2 separate regions of the Mus musculus genome follow, and region 2 is linked to region 1. A link is a loop called in an ENCODE intact Hi-C map of the cell type or tissue named here. Cell type or tissue: gastrocnemius. All regions are shown on one strand. Each heading gives the region's core, and the rest is flanking DNA. Links, peaks and the distances in the headings are about the cores only.

Region 1 (7,780 bases), core at 1,363-6,362:
TAGGCTTCCACATGGTTTCTGGTAACAGCACAGACCGTGTGAACATGGCCCCCCAGCTGCAATAGAACCTTGTATCTAGACATGGCCTCTGACAGCCACACTGACCATACAACATGCCGTGCCTCAGGTGGCAACTCAATCCACTCACATCAACATGGCCCCCAGTGGCAGCAAGCCCCACAACATCAACATGACTCCAGGAGGGCTGGCTCAGCTGGCTCTTTAGGGTCTCATTGCATAGCTCTGGCTGTCCTGAGACTCACTGTGTAGACCAGGCTGGCCTTAAATACACAGAGAGACATCTGCTTCTGCTTTCTGAGTCCTGTGGCTAAGGCCTGCACCACCGCACATAGCTAGGTGGATATTTTATGCCGCTGGGTTAATTCTGGTTAAGCCTGGGAACACCTTTTCTCCCAAAAACTGCCACCACCGGTGGTCGATTAGCAAGTGACTCTGGAGCCCTGCCACATCAGCCTCACCTCCCTTGTCTGTCAGTCAGAGCCCTCCTCTTGGAATGTAAATCTACACCCTGCAGCAGTGGTTCTCCACCTTCCTTCCCTATGCCATGACACTTTAATACAGTTCTTCGTGCTGTGGTGTCCCCCAACCATAAAATTATTTTCATTTGCTATCTCACAACTCTGATTTTGCTACTGTTATGAATTGTAATATAAATATCTGACAGACAGGATATCGGGCATACAACCCTCAAAGGGGTCACGACCCACAGGTTGAGAACCACTGCTCTTGGGTTTTCAAGTTCCTTTTCCCAGAATTGTGCACTTCAAGACCCCACTTGCTTTCTCAAGCTCACCCTGAGTACTGACTTGCCATTAAACACATGCACCCACTCTCTTCCATCCCCCTGCTTTTTTTCCTCTGTACTTTTAACACAGCCATGGACTGATGCACACTTACCTTTCAGAGGAGTGTAGCTACTGATGAAACAGGTGAAAAACCGAAGCAGGTGAGGGACTCAACCTTCTTCACCCGGCTCTGCTTCCATCTTCTCCCTTACTGGTCCAGGATGCCTTTCTACTGCCATAACAGAAGAACCCCTTTCCCCCTGTGCTACAAGCTCTGGCCCACCTGGCTCCCAGATTTCTCTCATAGGTCTTCTGGATCCTGGCTTGGGGAAGAGCCCCGAGGCCCTAGGGTATGCTCATCATCCCCCGGTCACTGTGGCATACTTCTGTCTCTGCTCACTCTGAAGGGCACATATGTGGGTGTATGTAAACTTGTTCTGTGAGATGCTCAACATATCCTAATGGCGTCCAGGCACACCCAGTCACACCCTGTTCCTTTTCATCTGTGCTTGGTGCCACCATTTTCTGTGGGGCTAGAGAGCCTTGGGATGTGGGGCGGGGGGGGGGGGGGGGAGTGGCAGAGGAGGGTGTTGCAGCCCACCGGAGCAAGAGTGGAGTTGAGGTATGTTCACACCACAGAAATCTCATCTTGAAATTGGCAGGCATAGGATTGCTCCCCTCCTGCCCTGGACCCGTGTGTCCCAGTGCACATATTCCTGCACCCCTACCTTTGTTCCTCGGAGGAGGTCACATAGCATGCAGCCAAGTTAAACTCCCTCTCCCCTTATAAGGTCATGTCCAGCAGTACCTGAAATTCCTCCTTATGTAAATGAGGCATCCCCAGGATACTGGCTAATTGGGAATGTGGGACCTTTGAAACCTAAAGATCCACCAGAGTAGCTGGGCGGTGGTGGAGCACGCCTTTAATCCCAGCACTTGGGAGGCAGAGGCAGGCAGATTTCTGAGTTCAAGGCCAACCTGGTTTACAAAGTAAGTTCCAGGACAGCCAGGGGTATACAGAGAAACCCTGTCTCGAAAAAACAAAACAGAACAAAACAAAACAAAACAAAACAAAACAAAAATCCTGTACATTCACCCTGAAAGCCCCTATCCACCCTCAGAAGTGTAATAGCCCTGGTTTCCCCCACTTAAAGAGCTGGTTCACAGAAGCTGTGAGAGTCTGGAGAGTCTGTTCTCACCATGCTCTCTGCGACCTGATGTCTCTTTCAATCCAGTCAACCTGCCTCCGTCACCTTTCAGGATCTACTGTGTGATGGTTTGAATACACTTGGCCCAGGGAGTGGCACTATTTGGAGGTGTGGCCATGTTGGAGGAAGTGTGTCACCATGTGTATGGGCCTTAAGACCCTCATCCTAGCTACCTGGAAGCCAGTCTTCTCCTGTTTGCCTTTAGAATAAGTTGTAGAACTCTCTCTCAGTTCCTCCTACAGCATGCCCGCCTGGTCGCTGCTATGTTCCTGCCTTGATGATAATGGACTGAACCTCTAAACCTGTAAACCACCCCCAATTAAATGTTGTCCTTATAAGAGTTGCCTTGGTCATGGTGTCTGTTCACAGCAGTAAAACCCTAATGCACTGGTTGCAATCGCAGGTTATTACAACACTCCGAGATGCGTGGGGAAGCAGAGGCAGGATGGCAATTCTCTGTGATCTGAACTCCCTAGGAAGCCATCATTAGAACCTGGGGTTCACTGTCAACCCTGAATAGCTGAGGGCTGGGAGAGAGCATGGAAATGCTGGGGTGCCTCCTGATGAGGCGCCCCAGCCTTCCTCCACTTTCTAGTGACTAATGTTGGCAAAGAGGATCGCCCCTCCTCCCAGTTCCTAGGAATATCTTAACTTCAGCCACCATGAGTTGACTTGGCTTGAGAACAGAGCAGAACACTCTCACCCAAAGAAAAGAGAAACTGCCAGTTGAGGATCCCTTATCAAAAAGGCCAGGGACTTTCTAGTCCCTAATATTTGGATTTCAGAGTACTTCCGATTCTCGAGTGTTTGTATAGACTTCACCAGTTGACCTAAAATGCTCCAAAATTCAAACTTTTCCCCAACAGTTTTAACTACTCTGAGACAGGAGGATCACTTGAGCTCAGGAGTTCAAGGCCAGCCTTGGCAGCAGAGCAAAAACAAAATCTCTTTCATAAGTTTCAGAATTGAGAGCATCTTGAAATTTTAATCTGTTCAGCATTTGTTAACATGAACCCCAAGTCACTAAAGATTTTATTGAGGGGCTGGTGAGATGGCTCAGTGGGTAAGAGCACCCGACTGCTCTTCCGAAGGTTCAGAGTTCAAATCCCAGCAACCACATGGTGGCTCACAACCATCCGTAAGGAGATCTGACACCCTCTTCTGGAGTGTCTGAAGACAGCTACAGTGTACTTACATATAATAAATAAATCTTTTTTAAAAAAAAGATTTTATTGAGCCCTGGGGTGGGGGTGGGGGTGGGGGTGTTCTTACTGTGATAAAACTCCATGGCCAAAAGCAACATGAGGAGGAAAGGGTTTAGTTCACCTTACGGCGAATCCATCACCAAGGGAAGCCAAGCAGGAACCTGAAGCAGAAACTGGAACAGAAGCCATGGAGAAATGTTCCTTACCCACTTGCTCTCCATGGCTTGCTCAGCCTGCTGTCTTATACCAACCACGCAGGGCTATTTATCCAGGGGTGGAAGCACAATGGGCTGGGCCTTCCCCATCAATCACTAATTAAGAAAATGCACTGTAGACCTGCCTACAAGCCAATCTGATGGAGGCATGTTCTCAATGAGAGTTCCTCTTCCCGAATGACTCTAGCTTGTGTCAAGCTGACATAAGACTAGCCAGCACAGATACCTCCATGCCAAGCTCTGGGTTAAATATTAGAGCTAGTAGGTTTAAAATTAAACCAGGGTGCAGGCCCAGGAAGTGGAGTCTGGGTAGACATTAAAGTCTCAGAAGTGCCTAAGTCTTCCCCACAAAGGACAGAGGGAACTGAGAGGTGAGTGTCTGTGAAAGGACCCTGTGAGTGACATACATGGGGATGGGGGAGGGGGGTTTCCTCCACAGCGATGTCCCGGGGTATGAGTTCTGATGCCCTTCTAAACACAGGCTAATGGGGCTTGTGTTCTGCATGTGGCTCCGTGGCCACTCCTATTTACAGACAAAAACCAGAAGCCGAGAAGCCACCTCTCATGCCCAGACGCCACAGGAAGAAGAGCCAGCAGCTCTCCTCAGGCCTGTCTGACTTCAGTCACAGAGAGCCTGTGACAGCAAACTGGTCCCAGTTCCAGACAAGCAGGCTTCCACGAGGGACCAGGAAAGCACTGTCGAGGCCACTTCCCTGGTGCCTCCACTAGTCATATAAATGCCAACGGGCACCAGGGCTGTAGGCAATGGGGTCTGCCAGTGCTGGCAGCAATGGCTGTGTTGGTGGCCTCAAGTCACAGGAGGGAGCCAGCCACCATTTTGTGAGCATAAGGCTGAACTGGACACTAAATGGCTGCAGTCCTCCTGTCCTTTTGGTGTGAACCTTAGCCTTTAATGGCTGAACCATCTCTTTAGACTGCAGCTGCTGTCTTCCATAGCTCCTTTGTAGCAGGAGTTGAAGTGTCTTTGCTCAATCCCATGTCTGACTTGGCCTTGTGACTTAACCTCCCTGAATATGTAAGCATGTCTCAGTTCCAAGCCCGGGGTTCAAGAAGTCTTGTAGCTAGCTTTTGCACTTACATCTTTGGCAATGGAAAGAAGCCTGAGAGAGACCCAGGCTGTTGAATGGGGCACATGTGATCCAGTCACGGTTTCACCTTAGGTGACAGCCAAGCACCAGCCGTGTCCTGCCAGTTCACCACGTGACACATCAGCAAGCTGTAGCAGAGGCAGGCTGGAAGGCTCACCAGCTGGCCCGCAGACTCTGGAGCAAATAAATGTTTATTGTTTGAAGCTACAGTTTAAGCCAAGGGGCGGTGGCCTGATTGTGTGGCAATACAAAACTGATACAGCAGGAAAGCACACGAAAGAGAAGGAAGGTGTGAAGTTGGAGGTATTCCCACCAGGCATAAATGGAATAAAGAGGGACTCAGAGGGAAGGCAAGGAGAGCCTGCCTGAGTTCAGTGTGGAGTGGCCAGAGAAGAGAAATTCCAGATAGAGAGGAGGCTGAGAGCAATGAGCACCTGTTAACAGGGGAAGAGGGGCCTCAGCTAGCGGGGTGGCTGCATCCTGCCAGACTGAAGTACAAAAAAGAACTGAGAGAGCCCCCTACGGATCCCCTGGGGTCCTGAGTGCCATAGGAGAGGTCCAGACATGCCAGTGGGCAACTGCAGGCTCTGGACTGGGATGGGCATGTTAATAGTCTACATTTTAGTGACTGCGCGTGAGAAAGGCAGAGAAATGTGTAGGGGCCACAAGGGACAAGCACACTCAAAACCAGCAAGAAAATAGAAGGTGGCCAGAAGGTGGGGACCTTTAAATTGCACTGGTATTGTAAGTACAACGATGGTTAAACATGACTGTTAAATGTCACCATCCCAGAGCACAAGCATGGAGTCCAGGCTACTCCAGAGGATGCGGACGAAGGATTGCTTGAGAACACGATTTCAAGACCCCTAGGCAACATAGCAAGACTACCTGCATTTAAAAATAAACAAACAAACAAACAAACAAACAAACAAATAAATAACATCAAACTGTAGGTAACGGGTGGCACTGTGTCGGGAAGATTTCAGGGATTCATTGAAAATGGAAGGAGGAGCCCTGAAGGATGGCCCAACACTTAGGAGGCAGAAGCAGGTAGATCTCTGAGTTTGGGGCCATTTGGTGTTCTAGGACAGCCAGAGCTAAACACAGAAAGCCTGTCTTTATGAAGACCCCTTTCCTTTGTCCTTGGCGTTTCTCAGAACTTACTGGACACTTTCACTCCCTTCCCCAAGCTGTTGCAGTTTCTCCAAAAGCTTCAGGTTCCCCTGGCTCTGGCGCACAGCTCTCAGGCGTGCAGGGATTGCAAGGCCACGCTCTGCCTCCAGAGGGCGCTGCGCCGCCGCCTGGGGGAGCGACTGACCAGGGATATTGCAAGTGTGTTTGTATGTGTTCTTTAAATACGGCGCCTGCATCCCGGGCCCCTTCCCGATTACGTTTCTTATCCTGCTCGCATCTGTCTAGTGGAGAATTTAGCCGAGCCTGAGATGAGGCTAACTTCAGCGCAGGTGGGACGAGCAGGGTTTATGCAACAATGCAGAGCGGTTCCAGAACGCCCCCGGCTAGGGTGTCCCAGACCGAGTAGTACCAACAACCATAGGGAGGACCCTGTGGGGATCGCGACCCCAGAGCCTCACGGCTCGAAAGTCATAGAGACCTCAAGACCCAATGGCCTCTGGAAGCTCTCTGGAGATACCTTGGGAGTTTCCAATTGATAACTTGTTTCAGTTCTTAAAATAAAAACAAAGCCGGGCGTGGTGACGCTTGCCTTTAAACTCCGGAGGCAGAAGCAGGTAGATCGCGGAGTTTCAGGCCAGCCTGGTCTACGCAGCGAATTCCAACACAGCCAGGGCTACACAGAGAACCCCTGTCTCAGGTGCTCAGGCATGGGGACTGGAGGTTGGGGGTACGACCCCAAACCTAAGTAGCCCAGGGAGATGTCTCAGTCACTATTCCCCAGCAGGAAGCTGCGACACTTGGAGCCTTTGGGATTGGCAGAGTTAAAATCATATAACCCAGGATGCCGTGGACTCTTTTTTTTTTTTTCCAACCCCGACGACGATGGAATTTGGAATTGGGTAGAGGGGGCTGGGAAGGCAAGAAGCTGTGATCGGGATGCATCCTTAGGGTGGGGGTCTGGAGAAGTCGGTGTTCGGTCACTGGGTGAATAATAAAAGATGCAGCCCTGCCTGTGAGCAGTTTGTGTGATGTGTTCCGGAAAGATCTAAGTGTGGCAGAGGGTGAGAGCTGAGAGTTAGCAGGCTAACCCGTGTGTAAGAGTGCCTTCTGCGCGTTCAGCAATCCCTTAATTACCTAGGGAGACCTTCCGAAACAGGAACTCAATATTGGTCCCTAAAAGGTTGGGTAATGGGTTTTCCTTACTTCTGAAATCCAAGGGGATCAATCACTGATTCCCCATGGTTCCCAGACTCTTCTGGATGTCTTTGTCTTCTAAAAATCCTAGGCTCCCACGAGAAAGCACTTAGTTAAGGATGCAGAGATGCTGTGTACCCCTCAACCTATTAATCATCCTGAAACCTTTGCTAGGAATTTCCTGCTCCTTGATCCGACCTCCTCAGCAGCGCGGCTAACTCAGACCTGGGGAGGAATGCTTAGAATTGCTCTCGCCTGTCCATCTTCTATTTACCCCGCCCAGTCTTCTGTTCACAGCCAACCCCTGGGAAGCAGGGAACTCTCTGGCTTCCCTCTCCGGTCCTGCAGTAGCCATCCTGAGATGGCACCATCTTCACAAATTGGGTTTCTGTGTTCCTTCTCCAGTGAGTGCTTATATCAAATTCAGTGCGTGCTCAGAGTGCACCAGGCCGTCTGATTGCAGCCGGCCAACACCCACCTTTTTTATCGGATGGAGCTCAGAACCTCATACAGGCTAGGAAGGCACTCTACCAGTGTGCTACAGTCCAAGCCTAGTATTTAAAAAACGTTTGTGTATGTCAGCAGTTCTCAACCTGTGTGCCGTGACCTCTTTAAGGGTCGAATATCAGATACCCCACATATCAGAAATTTACGTTACAGTTCATAACAGCAGCAAACTTAGAGTTATTGTATGGTTGGGGGTCACCACAACATGAGGGACTGTATTAAAGGTTGAAGCACGGGGGAGATTGAGAACCACTGGTGTGTGTACATATATATTTAAATGTGTGGGTATGTGGTGTCTGTGTGTTCGTGTGGGTACACATGCATGTGTGTAAGTACCTGAGGAGACCAGATCAGTGTCCTCCTCCATCACTGTCCACTGGAGACACGGCTCCTGTGAGTATC
Region 2 (6,736 bases), core at 782-5,781, 240 kb after region 1:
TATTAAAATACATAAAGCAGATGCTTGAGAATTTGAGAACAATTGTATCGCTCTCTATTGCTTTCTCGCCAAGATTTATCCTTTTTTGTTAATGGACTGCATACAAATGAAAGTCCAGAAAGAGTGGCCTATGATCAGTTCATGCGCATGTGTGCGCGCACACGCACGCACACGCATGCACACATACACACACACACACACACACACGAAAAGAAACATGACAAGACCTTTTAAAAAGGGGAAGAAACTTTTCAAAAAACCATCAGGACAACTGGCTAGCCCTAGGTAGGGCAGAGGAGGGGAAGCGGAATGTAGACTTCTCCCACCTTTCACTATATTAAAATTCATCTAAAATGTATTTAGAAGTGGGGAGGAGGTAGCACATGTCTTTAATCTCAGCACTTGGGAGGCAGAGGCAGGCAGGCAGGTTTCTGAGTTCAAGGATACTGGTTTACAGAGTGAATTCTAAGACACTCAGGGCTACGCAAAGAAACCTAGTTTCAAAAATCGAACCAAGCAGCCAATAAGAACCCAAGACAAACCCAAAATGCATTAAAAACCCACAGGTAAGAGTATAAACTATAAACTCTGAGGTGTAAGATCTTCCTAATTCTGAATTAGACAATCATTTCTTCAACCAAAGCACGAGTAACAACAACAACAACAAATTGGGTTTCATCAAAACTAAAGGCGTTTGAATGTCAACACAGGGTGTGAAAAGTGAAAAGACAACAGAGCAGCAAATCCTGACAAAGGTGTGGACTCCTGAAGGCAGCAGCATGGACTCTAATAAGCTCATCAGAAGAGCTCAACAATTTTGCTACTAGGGAAATACAAATTACAATGCTGAGATACAACTTCTCACCCACGGGAATAGCTACAACCTATTTGGAGGAGAGAATGTGGAGAAACTGGAAAGCTCATGTTACTGGTAGGAATACAAAACATTATGTCCCAGAGCTCTGGAGGTGAATGGCAAGATGATCAGGTGTTCAAAGCCAGGAGGCAACAGGAGATCCTGTCTCAACCAGACACACAGCCATGAAGCCCCTGAGTAGTGTGCACATCTGCAATGAACCTAGGAGAGTGAGGAGCGCTGAGATTGAGATGAGCCTGAGTATGATCCTCCCAGGGCCCCTCTGACCCCCAACTCCCTTCCCTGGGCCCACTTTGCCATGTTGTACCAGAGTTCAATCCCAGGGTCTGTGCATGCTAGGCAAATGCTACTGCTGTGCTAAAACCCCAGCCTGAGACCTTAACTCAGGACAGAAAACCCACACCCACACCTACAACTGCAATAGGCAAACGTGTACAGGGGATTTTTATGATAATAAACATTTTCTGGGGTAATTTAATGATGAGAGTTGCACAACTTTGTGAATCTACTAAAAACTAGTGGATTTACAACAGTGAGAAGGACAGGTTTCATTTTGTTAATTAAATCAATAAAATCCAAAACTGAAAGCCCCAAAGTATGTCTGTTAGCCACTAGTTCTTTAGCTTATATAAATGTCACTTAGTGGCCTCTCTGTAGCTACTAACCAGCCGGCCACACACTAATTTAAATTAGAAAATAACCTTTTTCCATGTTAGGTCAGTTGGGCAAGAAGATGGAAGGATTTCACACTAAGAACTTGGATTTCTCTAACAGCAAAGCAAGTGCTGGTGATGTAGGTCCATGGTGCAGTGCTGGCCTGGCATAGCTCGGGCGTTGCTTGTACTTTGATGCTAATTCCGCTTTCCCAGGAGGGACTGCAGATCAGGAGTGAATCAGCAGTGAACCTCGCACACAGGTGACTCCTGTGAACTTCTCCCCACCTTAACTTGTAAAATAAAGGCTATGGCTGGTGACTGGGCAGTGGAAGGGAAGCTGGAGTTGAAAAGTTTCGGGGAGAGAGAGGAGGGAGAGGAGGGAGAGGAAAGAAGATGGAGGAAGAAGAAGATGATTCAGATGCTGCGTGTCTTTCCATAGCCACAGCAGCTATGAATACCATGCACGGAAGGAAAGACTAACTGGGGTAACTTGTCTAATCTAGGGGGGCAGTTTGTATCATTATCAATTGGCTCTGAAATTATTGTGTGGGCATCTTGTCAATTGAGAATTTATTGATATATAAATCTGACTGTTCAATTATCAACTTCTAGAGTTTTGATTTACTGGGTTAGCTTTCCTTCTACAGGGCCCTGGGAACAATACCCCAGCACAGCCAGGAACAGTGGCACAAGCCTGTAGTCCTGGTGGCTACTGGGAAGGTTGAGGCAGGAGGATTGCTTAAGTTCAGGAATTCTGGGCCATAGTGTGGTATGCCAATTTGGTTTGTACAAAGTTTGATATCAGTTGGTAGGCACTCCAGAGTTGGGTACCAGGTTGTCTAAGGCTCCAGGCAGAAACAGAGCATGTCAAATACCTACCAGCAATAAACAGGAGAATAAATGAGAAGACTGTATCACGCTCCCTCACACACTCAAAGGCTCTGAGACAAGAGTGTGAGGGAGGGCCCTCAGAGGGCTTAGCCGCACAGAGGCTTGCCTCCAACAAGCCTGACAGCTTGAGTGTGCTCCCTAGGACCCACATGGTGGAAGAGAGCACAGACTCCCACAGGTTGTTTTCTGACTTTCCCCTGTGCATCAGTGCTCAAGCACAGAACCCATCACCCCTGACAAAAAATAAACACGATTTTAGAAATAGAAAAAAGAGAGAAGTATTCCACGTCAAATCTCCTCCCCTAACCCAACTATGGTTTCTTCGCTCTCAGAGACAGAGCTTTGCTTTCTGGCCTAGGCTGGTCTCAAGTGCTCCTCCTGCCTCAGCTTTGAGTGCTGAAATTACAGGCTTCATCAGTATATCCACTGCAACTACCGCTTTAACCCTTTTTTATCCGCTAGCTCTTCATTCCACTCTACCTTTGATGTACTGTCAAGAGCCAAGACAATTTTGTTAACTTTTACTTAAAAAGAAATAAATCCTACAGACCAATACACACTGAGAAAGCCTTTTGGAATCATACTGTGTGCCGCCCGCCTGTCTTCCCCATACAACTAAGAATTGCTCACACTGCTAGGGCTGGAGCTCTGCTGTAAACATCTGCCCAGCATGCACGAGGCTTTCGGTTTGATTGGGGGGGGGGGAGAGAAGAAATAAAAAAAAATAACAACTTCTGCTCTTACAAAACAGAAACAAAACCACCACCTCACACTCCTCTGGTGATAGTTTATAACTTTAAATTCTAATAGTAACATGTGGTTATCTTTCTCACTATTTTCAAACAAAACCTTCTTCCAAATGAACCCCAAAGTTTGTAGCTTTTTTTCAGCTTACTTCATTTTAAATGTTCAAATGGGTCTGAGAAAATAGCCCAGTAGTAGAGTCTAGAGTCTGCAAGGCTCTGGGTTTGTTGTCTAGTGTCCTAACAGCAGAAAGGTCACATAATTATCACAGAGACTCTCTTTGGCAGCTACAACTTCCCTCCTAGATGTGTGCTGCAATTTTATTCTTTTGTTTCAGAAGATGCAGTAGCAACACGTTGGGCAGTACAGTCTGTCTAGGAGCCTTAAAGAAATGAAGGCACAGGGCTAACAACGTGGAGTAGAGCGCCTCCTACTGGCACAACAGTTGAACTCTCATGACTGCAGGGAAAGGGAAGCAGCAGTGGGACTGGCTCAGAAAGTAACAGCATAACTCCCACAACCAGGGTGCCAGCAGACGGCCTGCAGTGTCAGGGCCCAATGCAGGTCAGTGACAGCAATGGAGTGCACCTGTGGACACAAGGACCTACATGCTCCAAATCTATTTCCTGGAATGGTTAAAGGCACCTACAGCCATCAAATGAGTAACGGCAGCAGTCTTTAAAAATTATTAGTGTCTGCAGAATGGACACCTGTAGGGAATGAAGTAAAAGACACAACAATTCTTTAAGTCATGGTGGCATGGTGGCACACACCCTTAATCCCATCACTTGGGAGACACAGGCAGTTGGTTCTAAGTCCAAGGCCAGCTTGGCCTATATAACAAGTTTCATGACAGCTAGGGTTGTGCACCAAGTCCTTGTCTCAAAAACAAACCAACAAACAAACCAAAGAGATTGCAATCATTCAAGTTTAAGTTAAAAAGAATAAAAAAAATAAGATTTTTTTTAATAAAAGAATTAACTCTAAATGGTGTCTGTTATTCAATAGGAAATTCTAAAATTCCCAAAGTGGGCAACTGACACATACACATCTGGAAGATACAGATGGGTGATGATGATTTGGGAAGCAGAGAAGACAGCTGACCAATCAGCTCCTGCCCTGGCACTAGTGATGTCCTCCTGTCTGAACCACCTTCTACTAGGAACTGGCTTACCTGTGTTTAATTTGTCAAAGCACGGGTTACTTAACTGTGTTAAAGCCTAAGTATAAGGTCCACAGGACATTCCTTGTCTCTGGCTCTGACAGCAGAAGATAAGACTGTCCCTTGAGAGGCTCCCTAAGTTTGGTAAAGAAGTTGATGATAGCTCAAGTTAGGTGCACATAGTGAAAGTTCTGAAAATTAAAATATCTTTACTCTGTCTTAGCTTCAAAGTGAACACAGAGGCTAATGTAACCCCAGGAGAATAAAACTGGTTCTGGAAAATGCTTTCCTCCATAATTATGAAAGGATAGGGATGTTCCCAGTGGCACCAGAATCATCTTCTATGAGGGTGGGGAGAAGAAAACGTCATCTGTCAGTCATTTCCAACAAAACTCATCATTAAACATCCATTTGACATTCTCTAGGCTTTACGATACAGCGTAGCACACAAGCGCTGCCTCTTGCATACTTTGCTTGTGGCCATTTAAACCAGGATACAAAGTTAGGGCTAAGTTCAGGTTCATTTACCTGGTTGACGTGCTTGTCTTTTCCACTGTAGACATGAGCTTCGCAAATGCATCAGTCACTCTGAGGCTTGAGGTGGAGGTCTCCAGCTTAGCAGTTGTTAACTCATACAACTCTGGATCCACACCTTACAGCACAGAATGACAGTGAGTGAGGGCAAGCTGCATGGGTCATAGCGAGCGAGCGAGCGACAAGATGTAACAGCAACACTCTATCCACATGTGAGTCTGCATAAGCACCGCTCACTGTCATTGTCAGAACAAGCGCTGCTCTTCTGAATGTGAGCAGTCATTACTAAGCACGCTACATGAGGGCACACATGCTACAAGTGCGTGGATACCACATTGCAGCTGGTTCTGACCGCCCACCCTTACAGGGTTCCTGGGGATTGAACTCAGGTTACCAACTTGGATAGCAGGCACCTTTACCCACTGAGCTCTCTGTGTTCATCTAATTTTATCTTGTTTATGTGTATCTGTCTGCATTTATGTATGTACATCGTATGCATGCCTCCTGCCTGAGGAGGCCAGAAGGGCTGTTGGAGTCCCTGGCACTGGAGTCACAGACAGTTGTGAGCCACCACGTAAGTGTTGGGAATCGAACCCAGGTCTTTTGCAAGAGAAGCTTGTGTTCTTAACCACCGAGCCAATTAGCTAGCCTCATGTTTTTCTTTATTAAATGGTAGGCTCTGAAGTATCTATAAAAGGAATACATAAAAATCCCATTTTGAAATACATGTTGCATGTAGCTGATGCCTTTCAAATACCTCAAGAATTTCTATTCTATCAGTCAGTTTTGTATTCATTTCTGACACATAGTGTTTATAAATAGGAGTGTGCTGATATTCTCAAAATTTTTTATCTTATTTTAAGACAAGGTCTTACTCTGTTGTACTTTGTTGTGCTTTGACTCATGACAATTCTCCTGCCTTAGCTTCCTGAGTGTTGAGTTACCACACCTGACCTCCAACATTCTCATTTTTAAAAAATGTTTATTTTTATGTGTATTGGTGTTTTGTCTGCATATCTATCTGTGTAAAGGTGTTTGGATCCCCTGGAATTGGAGTTGAGACTGTTAGGAGCTGCTGTGTGGGTGGCTGGGGATTGGTTCCAGGGCCTTTGGAGGAGTGGCCAGTGCTTTTAACTGCTTTCTCCAGCTCAATATCCTCAATTTTTAAACTGGCTAATGAACCTAATTTTGAACCTTGCTCTGATCTCATCAAAAAAATTTTTTTTTCTTTTAAGACTTGGGTATTTTTCTTCCCGTCAGAGACTTGGAGATTAATATAAAATTGCTAGTATAGAAAGTGATTTGGTAATTTGGTTATCTTAGACATGACTAAAAAGATGCACAATTATTTAAAGCATCAATTTAATACTAAAAACGGATTGCATGCTCTTCAGGTAAGAGGTGGAGTGGCTAAGAGCACTACTTTGGGAGAAATGAGGACCCTTGTTCCCAGGACCTGTTACACATGTGTATCTGATGTAAGTCTGCTGGCCTGCAGCTACAGTAGTCAGCGAGAGGAACAGGGAGGAAGCTAAGGTGGGGCTATAGTTAAGCATCCCTTTACAAAAAAATGCTTAATAGCGTCTCCATTTTTTTTTTTCTTTCTTCTTTGAGACAGGCATTACAATACCACTCTGGCTGGTCTCCACCTACTGAGGTTCAGGTGATCCCCCTGCCTCAGCTGGGACTACAAGTGTGCATAGCTATACTTGGTTCAATTTTATTTTCTAAGAAAAGCCTACGAGATTAAGTGAAATGTATAATAAACTCATGAACAAGTTCTCTCCTTTCTGAACCAATTCTTCGATGAGCACAGATGGATCTCAGATGTTAGAAAAATCAAACAAGCAACAGCTTCCACAGTTACTGAGT

Evidence for each region. A loop is a pair of places that touch in the nucleus more often than their neighbours do. Peaks named below come from ENCODE experiments on the same cell type or tissue, not always from the same donor. Only the 100,000 strongest peaks of a DNase experiment are listed, where the experiment ranks them.
Region 2: a loop joins it to region 1, with 5 times the contacts of the local background. A loop is called at or near these places in 28 of 42 quality-filtered maps.

The regions. Positions count from the first base shown.
Region 1 is chr11:20,449,350-20,457,129 of GRCm38, forward strand. Gm39606 (a long non-coding RNA gene) reads left to right here and starts at 3,727. Exons shown (of 2, transcript XR_872284.2): 1 at 3,727-3,805; 2 at 3,968-6,686. In gastrocnemius, for the core only: no CTCF peak of the experiment used is centred there; DNase peaks (open chromatin) are centred at 4,118, 4,644, 5,831 and 6,356; H3K4me3 peaks cover 609 bases; H3K27ac peaks cover 439 bases.
Region 2 is chr11:20,687,607-20,694,342 of GRCm38, forward strand. It overlaps Aftph (aftiphilin), which reads right to left. Exons shown (of 10, transcript NM_001290545.1): 9 at 4,859-4,982. Among named protein-coding and RNA genes, the nearest start is that of Gm46272, 50 kb to the right of the region's middle. In gastrocnemius, for the core only: a CTCF peak has its summit at 3,611 (motif pointing left); a DNase peak (open chromatin) is centred at 3,627.